Linked DNA regions of Homo sapiens: region 1 is linked to region 2. Evidence: chromatin contacts called from ENCODE Hi-C or POLR2A ChIA-PET data. All regions are on one chromosome and are shown on one strand. The core of a region is the stretch at or near the end of the contact, and the rest is flanking DNA. Distances in the headings are between cores, read along the strand shown.

The links. A loop is a pair of places that touch in the nucleus more often than their neighbours do. ChIA-PET counts read pairs that join two places held with the same protein, here RNA polymerase II (POLR2A). Pooled maps may share reads with other maps.
Region 1: a map of OCI-LY7 shows a loop between it and region 2 (9-fold over the local background). The contact joins the promoter of CCDC171 here to the promoter of ZDHHC21 in region 2. A Hi-C loop is called at or near these places in 1 of 168 maps with a recorded cell type or tissue (OCI-LY7), 2 of 37 single-sample maps with no recorded cell type and 9 of 50 pooled maps. POLR2A ChIA-PET finds 5 or more read pairs at or near these places in 1 of 52 experiments (BJ).

Annotation. Positions count from the first base shown.
Region 1 is chr9:15,550,233-15,554,633 of GRCh38, reverse strand. It overlaps CCDC171 (coiled-coil domain containing 171), which reads right to left and starts at 1,591. Exons shown (of 26, transcript NM_173550.4): 1 at 1,332-1,591. RefSeq lists enhancers at 1,284-1,453, 1,349-1,994 and silencers at 1,734-1,823, 1,834-1,893.
Region 2 is chr9:14,692,182-14,696,625 of GRCh38, reverse strand. It overlaps ZDHHC21 (zDHHC palmitoyltransferase 21), which reads left to right and starts at 3,194. Exons shown (of 10, transcript NM_178566.6): 1 at 3,194-3,397. RefSeq lists an enhancer at 2,689-3,189 and silencers at 3,263-3,332, 3,413-3,552.

The DNA.
Region 1 (4,401 bases), core at 342-2,841, 860 kb before region 2:
AGGGACTGAGACAACCAAAACGTTTTAGAATCAAATGAGACTTTAGAGACTAAGTCCTTCCTCCTTATCTGACAGATAAAGAACCTAACGCCTAGGAAGGTTAGGTGGTTTGCCTGTGGGGACGCAGCTCATAAATGGCTGAGCCCCAAGACTAACACAGAAAGCTACAAACTAAGACTATGCCCTTCATCTTTCCTCTTAGCAGGTTGCACTGCCTTTGTTTCCTCTGCATTTTATGAAAAACCATGTTCATCTTCTGCTCTACCACTGTTTTGTTGAGAGTAGGAACTAACAGTTAAATAAAATAAGTGACATGCCGGGCGCAGTGGCTCACGCCTGTAATCCCAGCACTTTGGGAGGCCGAGGCGGGCGGATCACGATGTCAGGAGATCGAGACCATCCTGGCTAACACAGTGAAACCCCGTCTCCACTAAAAATACAAAAAAATTAGCCGGGCGTGGCGGCGTGCGCCGGTTGTCCCGGCTGCTGGGGAGGCTGAGACAGGAGAATGGCGTGAACCCGGGAGGCGGAGCTTGCAGTGAGCCGAGATCGCGCCACTGCACTCCAGCCTGGGTGACAGAGCAAGACTCCATCTCAAAAAAAAAAAAAAGTGACAAAATCGTATGTTCTTTTCTCCAATATTATGAAAACCATAAAACATCGGTATGTCATGTATTCAAAAGAGCTGGACACCAACTCTAATAAACAAAATAAAGACGTATTTATCTCATTTACCTAAAATGTATACATGAAATATGTATTTTCTTAGGATCAATATCATAATGGAATAAAAAAATTCAAAAAGTCGGCTCCATTTCTGCAGAAAATTTACAGCTTCGGGAAAACGCACAGCTGACTCAGATTCTAAGTCTCTCAGAGTCCTGGAGGGTAGGTAGAAGCTGCAGGTGACAGTCTAGCACAACTCATTCCCGTTTATCAAACATCTGTAGAGTGTCTAGTGTGTGGCCGGCATTTAAAAAGGGGAGAGCGGGCTGAAAGACGTGGTCCCTATCCTCGAGGGGCTTACTGATTCTCGGGAACGAAAGCGCTCCGCAGCAGTAACCCTAAGAAGCTCCAAATCCCGGTCCTCTGCCTCCCCTCTGGTCCCCATCCGGCGCTCTGGTACAGCCTCAGCGATCTCTGGCTAGGATGCTCCACGGAGATCTTCCTCCAGGTGGGCGGGGAGACCCAGCCCAGGGAGCTGGAGGCGTGCCCCAAAGCCTACGCCAACAGCCCCAGGGCCGCCCCAAACTCACTCAGGGGCCCCTACAACCCTCTCAACACCTCCCTCCCAAGTCGTCCGCCTCGAAGCCCCCACACCGTGCGGTTACCTCAGGGGTCTCGCGTGATCCGTGCTGCACACCCAAGACCCCAGGGGCCGCTCCAAGTCTCACGGGTGAAAGGAGGCCCAGGCAGCCCACGGGAATAAGAGCAAAAACTGTTGGAACACGACGGACTCCAGGACCCGGGAGGAGGGGGACAAACAGCAAAGGGGTACAGAAGGGGAAGAGCCCCCGGGAGGTGAAGTTTACAACTGCCACTTCCGGAGCTGAAAACACTCCGCTTCTCTCGCAGACCTTCCCAGACTTTCACAGGTCAGCCCAACTCAGGCCCGGCCCCACTTTTTCCTCCCGCCTCCCGCAGCCCTCAGCTTGCAGCTCCTGGATACGTACTCCGAGAACGCTGGCTCGGATTGGAAGAGCCCGCCCGCCAAGCAGCGCGCCTTCGCTGAGGGACGAACGGGCGCATGCGCCGTTGCTGGGGAGCGGCGGGCTCGCGACCGCACGCGCTCTCGCTCCAGGAGCTCCGCGTCCCCGCGCGGGGGTGCGCCCTGCCCACGCGCTGCTGTGGCTTTTCAGCGTGAGGTGTCCGCGTTCCTGTCTCAGTCGCCAGAGCCGAGTGGAAATGCAGATTTCCAGCTTCTAACCCCTTTTCCCTGCCTGCTGAATAAAAACCTAAGAGGTCGGATCCCAGATCCTGCTTTTTGAAACTGGTTCTTCTGCCCATCTTTAGAGCCACAGCAACGGTGGGCTGGTCCCGGGGCCTGGGGAGAAATTCTCTGGGCTCGGGTTCTGCCCAACTGCCTGGTTTACCTCTGTCTGGACAGCTCTCTGCCTGCACAGGGCATCCTGTCCCCTCTTCCCGTCCCCATTGTATCCCAGCTGGGAGTGGTGAGCAGGGTCGGAAGAATGCATTGATGCTGCTTGCAGTGCGTTTCATTATCAACATTACGTAACCAGGCACATCGTGGAAAACGCCTCGGAGCCTTAGCATGTGTGTTCCCTATCTCTTTCCTCGCTTCTCTCACTTTTCTCTGACACACACACACACACACACACACACACACACACACACACACACACCGTCCTCTTATTGATAATTTATACTTTGGTTCCTCCCGGTGGCTGCTTCACAATCTGCTGCCGCCTAAGGGAGACTGGAAAACCAACTCCTCTTTTGTTCCTTAACTTTTGAAAGCCTATTCTTCCAGAGAACAATGCAAATTGACAGGATTTGGTCAAAGATTTTTATCTTCACCACCACCACCTCCTCTGCACAAAAAGGTGTTTAATGCAAAACGAGCCTTCTATACTAAACTGGGTCCTTGTTGATTGTAATCAACCTGAAACCAGGTGTAGGGGCCGTCTTTTCTCTCTCCCATGGGAGAGCCAACGGTCATAAATGCAAACACAAATTGAGATTAAAACCTCCTTGATTCTTGTAGCACTGAAACCTTAATTGGTTTGATTTTAGTCATTTACATCTAAAACGGAGGCCTGTCCCTGATTCTTTTTACTAGAGCCATAAAGAGGACAATTGCTCCAGAGGAAATAAAGGGAAAAAATAGCCCACTCTAAAGTTTAGAAATGAAATGGAAAATTACAACTGACTAATGAGATTAGAACTTTTATGTTACAAGCTTTAAAAAATATTTTTAAATTTTATTTTTTTCTTTTTCTTTTTTTTTTTTTTTTTTTTGAAACAGGGTTGTTCTCTGTTGCCCAGGCTAGAGTACAGCGGCACAATCACGCCTCGCTGCAGCCTAGACCTTCAGGACTCAAGCCATCCTCCTGCCTCAGCCTCCTGAGTAGCTGGAACTACTTAAAATTTCATTTGTGTTGGCCGGGCGCGGTGGCTCACGTCTGTAATCCCAGCACTTTGGGAGGCCGAGGTGGGCGGATCATGAGGTCAGGGGACCGAGACCATCCTGGCTGACACGGTGAAACCCTGTCTCTACTAAAAATACAAAAAAAATTAGCTGGGCGTGGTGGCGGGCGCCTGTAGTCCCAGCTACTCGGGAGGCTGAGGCAGGAGAATGGCGTGAACCCGGGTGGTGGAGCTTGCAGTGAGCCGAGATTGCGTCACTGCACTCCAGCCTGGGCGACAGAGCGCGACTCCGTCTCAAAAAAAAAAAAAAAAAAATTATTTGTGTTTTAACAAAGTCACAAAAGTGAATATTGTATCGCAAGAATAAATGCTATGTACTATATTGTATGTTTTTGAAATGAAAAATGGATGTGATGTGAAGACCCGTTTTCATTTATTTGTTCATTCAGCATTTACAGAATACAGACTATGTACCCAACATGGAGCTAGATGATAGAAATACAGGGGAATATTGATATCAACCCTGAGCTCCCAGAAATGATTCATAGAAAAGAACTTTGAGCTTAGTTTAAGAAGACCGTTAAAGATTTATGAAGCTAACAAGGAACTAGAAGGAAGACACGGAAGCTGCAAACACCAGCATAAGAACCAGCACCAGACATTTGAAAAGCTGGAAAAAGCTGTCTGTGCAAAGGAGGTGTGAGCGATGAGGCTAGAGAAATATGCAGAACCCAGATCACAGAGGAATTTCTACATCATACTTAGGAGTTTATCAAGCAATGAAGCTAATGAAGGGTTTTAAGCAGAAAAAATATAAAAATTACACAATAAATCAGACCATTTCAAAATGCGTGGAGATTCTCTGTTGTCTTTTATTTGCTTAACATGCTACTACTACTTGAAAAAAGCTATATAAAGAGATGTTCTCCTACCCGCTTATCTTTTGGCCTCAACATCACTTCATTTCTCTCTCTTCTTTCTACCAATCCTTTTGAGATATGATTAGATTCATTCATTCACACCACTCTACCAATAGCTTCCAAAGTCAGTAGTGACCTCATTGCCAAATCTGAGACCCCTTGACTTTGCTGACACATGTTGATCCTCAGATGCCTCTCCAGCAAAGGTGAGACTCTATACTCCATTGTTTCTCCAACTCTCTGAACTTTCTGCTGCTGCTCAGGAAACCATTCTTCCCTTCCTGCCCCTCAAAGTGATATTTTCTCAGTTTCTGCCCTCAACCTTCCCATCGTTTGTACCAGATAAGCGTCCTCAGTGATGTCATCCATTCCT
Region 2 (4,444 bases), core at 1,945-4,444:
CCATAAAACTTTCCTTGTAACTCTGTTTAGCACTGCTATTGTTTTTTTCTCCTAAGCACACAGTCGTTTTTGTTTGTTTGTTTTGCAGTTTTCCTTGATATTTGGGGAAAAATGTTTATTTTACCTACTCTCTACATTCTAGGGATATTTCTTAGCCTGAAGTTCCTGGCTTCGCTGTGATCCTTTGGAGGCATAGGAAGGTGGGGCAACTTGTGAAACTTCATATATATAAATTTCATATATATAAATATATATGTTCCTGTATGTGTGTGTGTATATATGTGTGTGTGTGTGTGTGTGTGTGTGTATTTGTGTATATGTGTACTTTGCTGGGGTCCACAACTTTCATCAGATACTCAAAGAGATGTGTAACCCAAAAGAGAAGAGGTTAAGAACAACTTTTAGAATATTAGATTGTTATGGCACAGGCACTCTGCCACTCAAACAGATGGGAGAGACAACTATAGGCAACCAAGAAATCATGAATGTGCATCAAATATGGGTGCTTAAGGCATGGTACCCAGCTGGGCAGGTGGAGAATGCCATCCATCCAAAGCTGCCAAGGGCTATTAGCCAGTACTGATTAAACTCTGGACTGCACTGATTTTTGGAAATTGCACTAAAATCCAGATCCTCCCTAGTCACGGCACAGAAGCACAGGAGTTGGCTGTGTTTACCCTCATAAATGCCCTGAGTGTGCCTTTGTTAGAAGCTTGGTTGGCAGTGGCAGCAATGCTACTTGTCCTTGTCTACTTTTTCTACTTCCAGATAAATATTAGTTTGATTAATAATCACATTTCAGTTTGTCCCAGGCCCCATGAAGTAGATTAGAATTCTGGAGGGAAAAAATATGGTACGATCTATATCGTCTTTCCATAATATACCCAGTAAATAGAAAATCTTTTCAAAAGATTACCTGATGCCACATCTCCCTCACCCCCTTATTGTTACCCAGGTGCCTGAATGTATGGGTTGCAATACAATATAACCAATGATTAGCATGAATGATAGAACCAGATGACTTGACCTTCAGTGTAAGGGATAGGCAGGCCTTTGATTATACTCATGAAATGCCCATGCTAAAAAGGTTCATGTTTTTAAGGATGTTTCTCCTGCCTCTTCTCTCCTATTCCCTTGCTTAAAAATTCTCTGTGGAATTGATTTGGCTGATAAAAGACAGGCTAACTTATTTTAAAAAGGGACTGAAAAATCCATGCACTTCCAATTGTCATGTGCAATCATGGACCTGTCAACTAATTCTTATTTTGGCAGTTTTGAGATCACTTGTCACAAATTATTCCCTCTCACAGGGGTATCTGAAGAGAAAGCAAAATAATATGCAATTCATGTAGCTGGATTCAGGTGGAGGGGATTCTACTTTTAATATGCAATTGGGTAGCTGGATTTGGGTGGGGGGGGGATTTTACATTTAATATGCAATTCTGGTAGCTGGATTCGGGTAGGGAGGAGTCCACATTTAATATGCAATCAGGTAGCTGGATTTGGGTAGAAGGGATTCACATTGAATACGCAATCAGGTAGCTGGATTCCGGTGGGAGGATTCCACATTTCCTCTTCCTTCAAAGTGATTGTTTATATGAAATATCTCCTTCTTTTCAAACAGAGAAAGTTACAAAAATCCTACTACATCAAATGATTTATGAAAAATAAAGGTAATTCTATCAAAAGCAATCGTGACTAGTCTTTCAACCTCGCTATGCATATATCGGGGAGTGTATTTGTTAACCTGAAAGGCAATAAAATCTGCTTATGGGTAAATCAATTCCTACCACTGGGTTCTTTTGGGAATATCTAGTAATCTAGGTCAGTAATTCTAAAACTTGAGTGTGTATTAGGATCACCTAAAAGGCTTGTTACATCACGGATTGCTGGGCTACACCTAAACAGTTTCTACTACAGTAGATCTGGGATGGGGCAAAAGAATATGGATTTCTCACAAGTTGACAGGTGATACCGATGCTGCTGGTCTAGGGATCCCACTTTGATAACCACTGACCAAAGTTTTTAAGGTCACAAGGTGTTTATAATTAGTTCAGAAACCAGGACACAACATGTTTAAAAATCCTTAGCAATACAAGGTAATATGAGGCCCCAAACAGGCAACAATGTGCACTATATAAGGGCAGTGGTGAGAGAACTCTGGTTTGGCAAGATTTCCACTCTCAAATCTGGATAGGGTTAAGATCATCAGAGAGCAGGGCATTCTAGAATGGGGAAATGAACCAAATTAGTTGGAGCTAAGACTGGAGAGGTAGGTAGGGATGTGTCTGTGGAGGGCTTTTAAGCACATCTTATAAGGAATACAGATTTTATACAACAGGTAATATTTCTTCCACCAACACACTGTCTCCTCCTGTGGCACGTGGGCAGAAAGATCTAGCTCCACATTACTGCAAACGGTTTAACCTTCCCCAAATACTGTTCAGCCGGAGTGAGGTGGGAAAGTTAGTAGATCTCTGGTGTTTGGTGAAGATACCAAGTTAGACTGAGAGGTGGATTACTTGCATCGCTGAGTCCAAAAGTTGTCGGCTTTTGCAGGGATGGGAAAGCAGGAAACTTTTGGAGGTCTCCCAAAATATAAGAAAAGATTGTTTGGGTGTGGATTTAGGTTGAGGACAGGAACAGGAAATATCCTGGGATGTCTGAGGCAACCCAATAGAGGGTCTGAAGTGGACGAGACCATGCACTACAGTGCAATGCTTTTCCATCTTTACGGTGCACCCCAGGAGTCACCTGGTGATCTTGCTGAAGTGCATGTACTGATTCAGCAGGCCTGAAATTGTGCATTTCAAAGATTGTGAGTTCCCAGAGGATGCTGATGCTGCAGACCGCGCTTTGAAGCAAGGTACCATGGGACATCCCAGAACACCTGCGGGGAGAGAGGCCTGCTGGCCACATCCCCCGAAGAAAGGATACATGCAATCTTTTAAGCTAAGGCCCCCATCCTGTCTCTCGGGAGAGGTGAGCAGTGAGGATATGGGGACAATGAGAAGGACGGCTCAAGTAGGGCTGGGGAGGGGCAGAGGCGCCCAGGCGCGCCAGGTGCAAGCGCTCTGGAGAGTGCGGTCTGCCTGGGTCCGCGGCTCTGGGGCTGCGGCGCGATTGCAGGAGTTTCGGCCCTCAGCGGCTCCCATCGCGGCTCCCGGGAGCTAAGCGAGACGGCGACGGCGGCAGTCGTCCCTCCCCACGCGGGCGCGCGGGCATGCGGACACCCACTCGGCCGGTCCAGGCCCTCAGGCTCCCGGAAGCGGAAGGGGAGAGCGGCCCGGCCTGGGCGGCGGCGCCGGAGGAGGCGGAGGTGGCGCGGCAGGAGGAGGGGAAAGAGCTGCTGGCGGTCGGGAGAGCGGCGGCAGCGAGAGGCGAGCCAGCGGCGACGGTGAGTGTGCAGGCGCGGGGGCGAAGCGGCCGCCCCCACCCCCATCCCCATCCGCACCCCCACCCCCATCCCCGGCCCCCGCTCCGCTCTGCCGGGCCCGCCCGCCGCTCCTCCGCGCCGGGACGCCCTCACCTGTTCCTGCACGCCCCCTGCACCTGCTCTGTTTGGAACCCGGGGGTTTCTCGGTGCCTCCCCGCCCCAGGCCTGGCCTTTTTCAGAGCGTCTTCTGCTAGAGCTACAGCCCCTTGCTAAGTGCTCCTCCCTCAACTGGGGGTGGGGGGTTCCTGCTCTAGTCGAGACGATGTTGGCTAGTTATTTATTTATTTATTTTAAATCTGTATCCTGAGTTTCTCGCTTGTAAACTACAGTTTCTCTCCCCGCACCCCCGTCTGGAGACCTGCACTGGGATCCCGGGTTTCTCTGTGCTATTCCAGAGCTTTTCATTCATTCCAGACTTCTGGTGTGAAGCTGCAGAGAGGACAAACAGTTTGCTCCTTTATTGACCTTCTCACTCCTCTCCTCTTGATCCAAAGAGGTTTTCGGAAAATGGCTTATGGATGGCAGCAGTTTGCACTTGTTACTGTTCACTGTAACAGGTCGCTGGATTGTAACTGCAGAGTCCATTTAAGTTACGGTCTTTTTCAAGCTATATGTGGGTCACATTTTAAGATCCCTTGAGAGTCAGGGTGGATGTCTGTATCACCAGGGCTGAGAGGACATGACCAATTATTACTTTAAAATATTGCAATATAGCAGTCTCTAAAAGTAGAAGAGAAAAAAAAATCAAGGTCATTGTGGGCGGGTCATAAATTATATTGTAAAGTTACAGTCCAAAGGCGACTAAGGATAATTAAGTGCAATTTAAAAAGATGTGTTAAATAGGTCCTCAGCCTACTATGCTAATATATGCACTTTTAAAAATTCACTGCTTTCCTTGTGGTAAGAATAATATTAATAACAGTCACCATTTGATGACTGCTTAGTATGCGCCATTCCTGGATTAAAAGGCTTTTGGTGTAATATTAAATTCTTCCAACTCTTTAGATT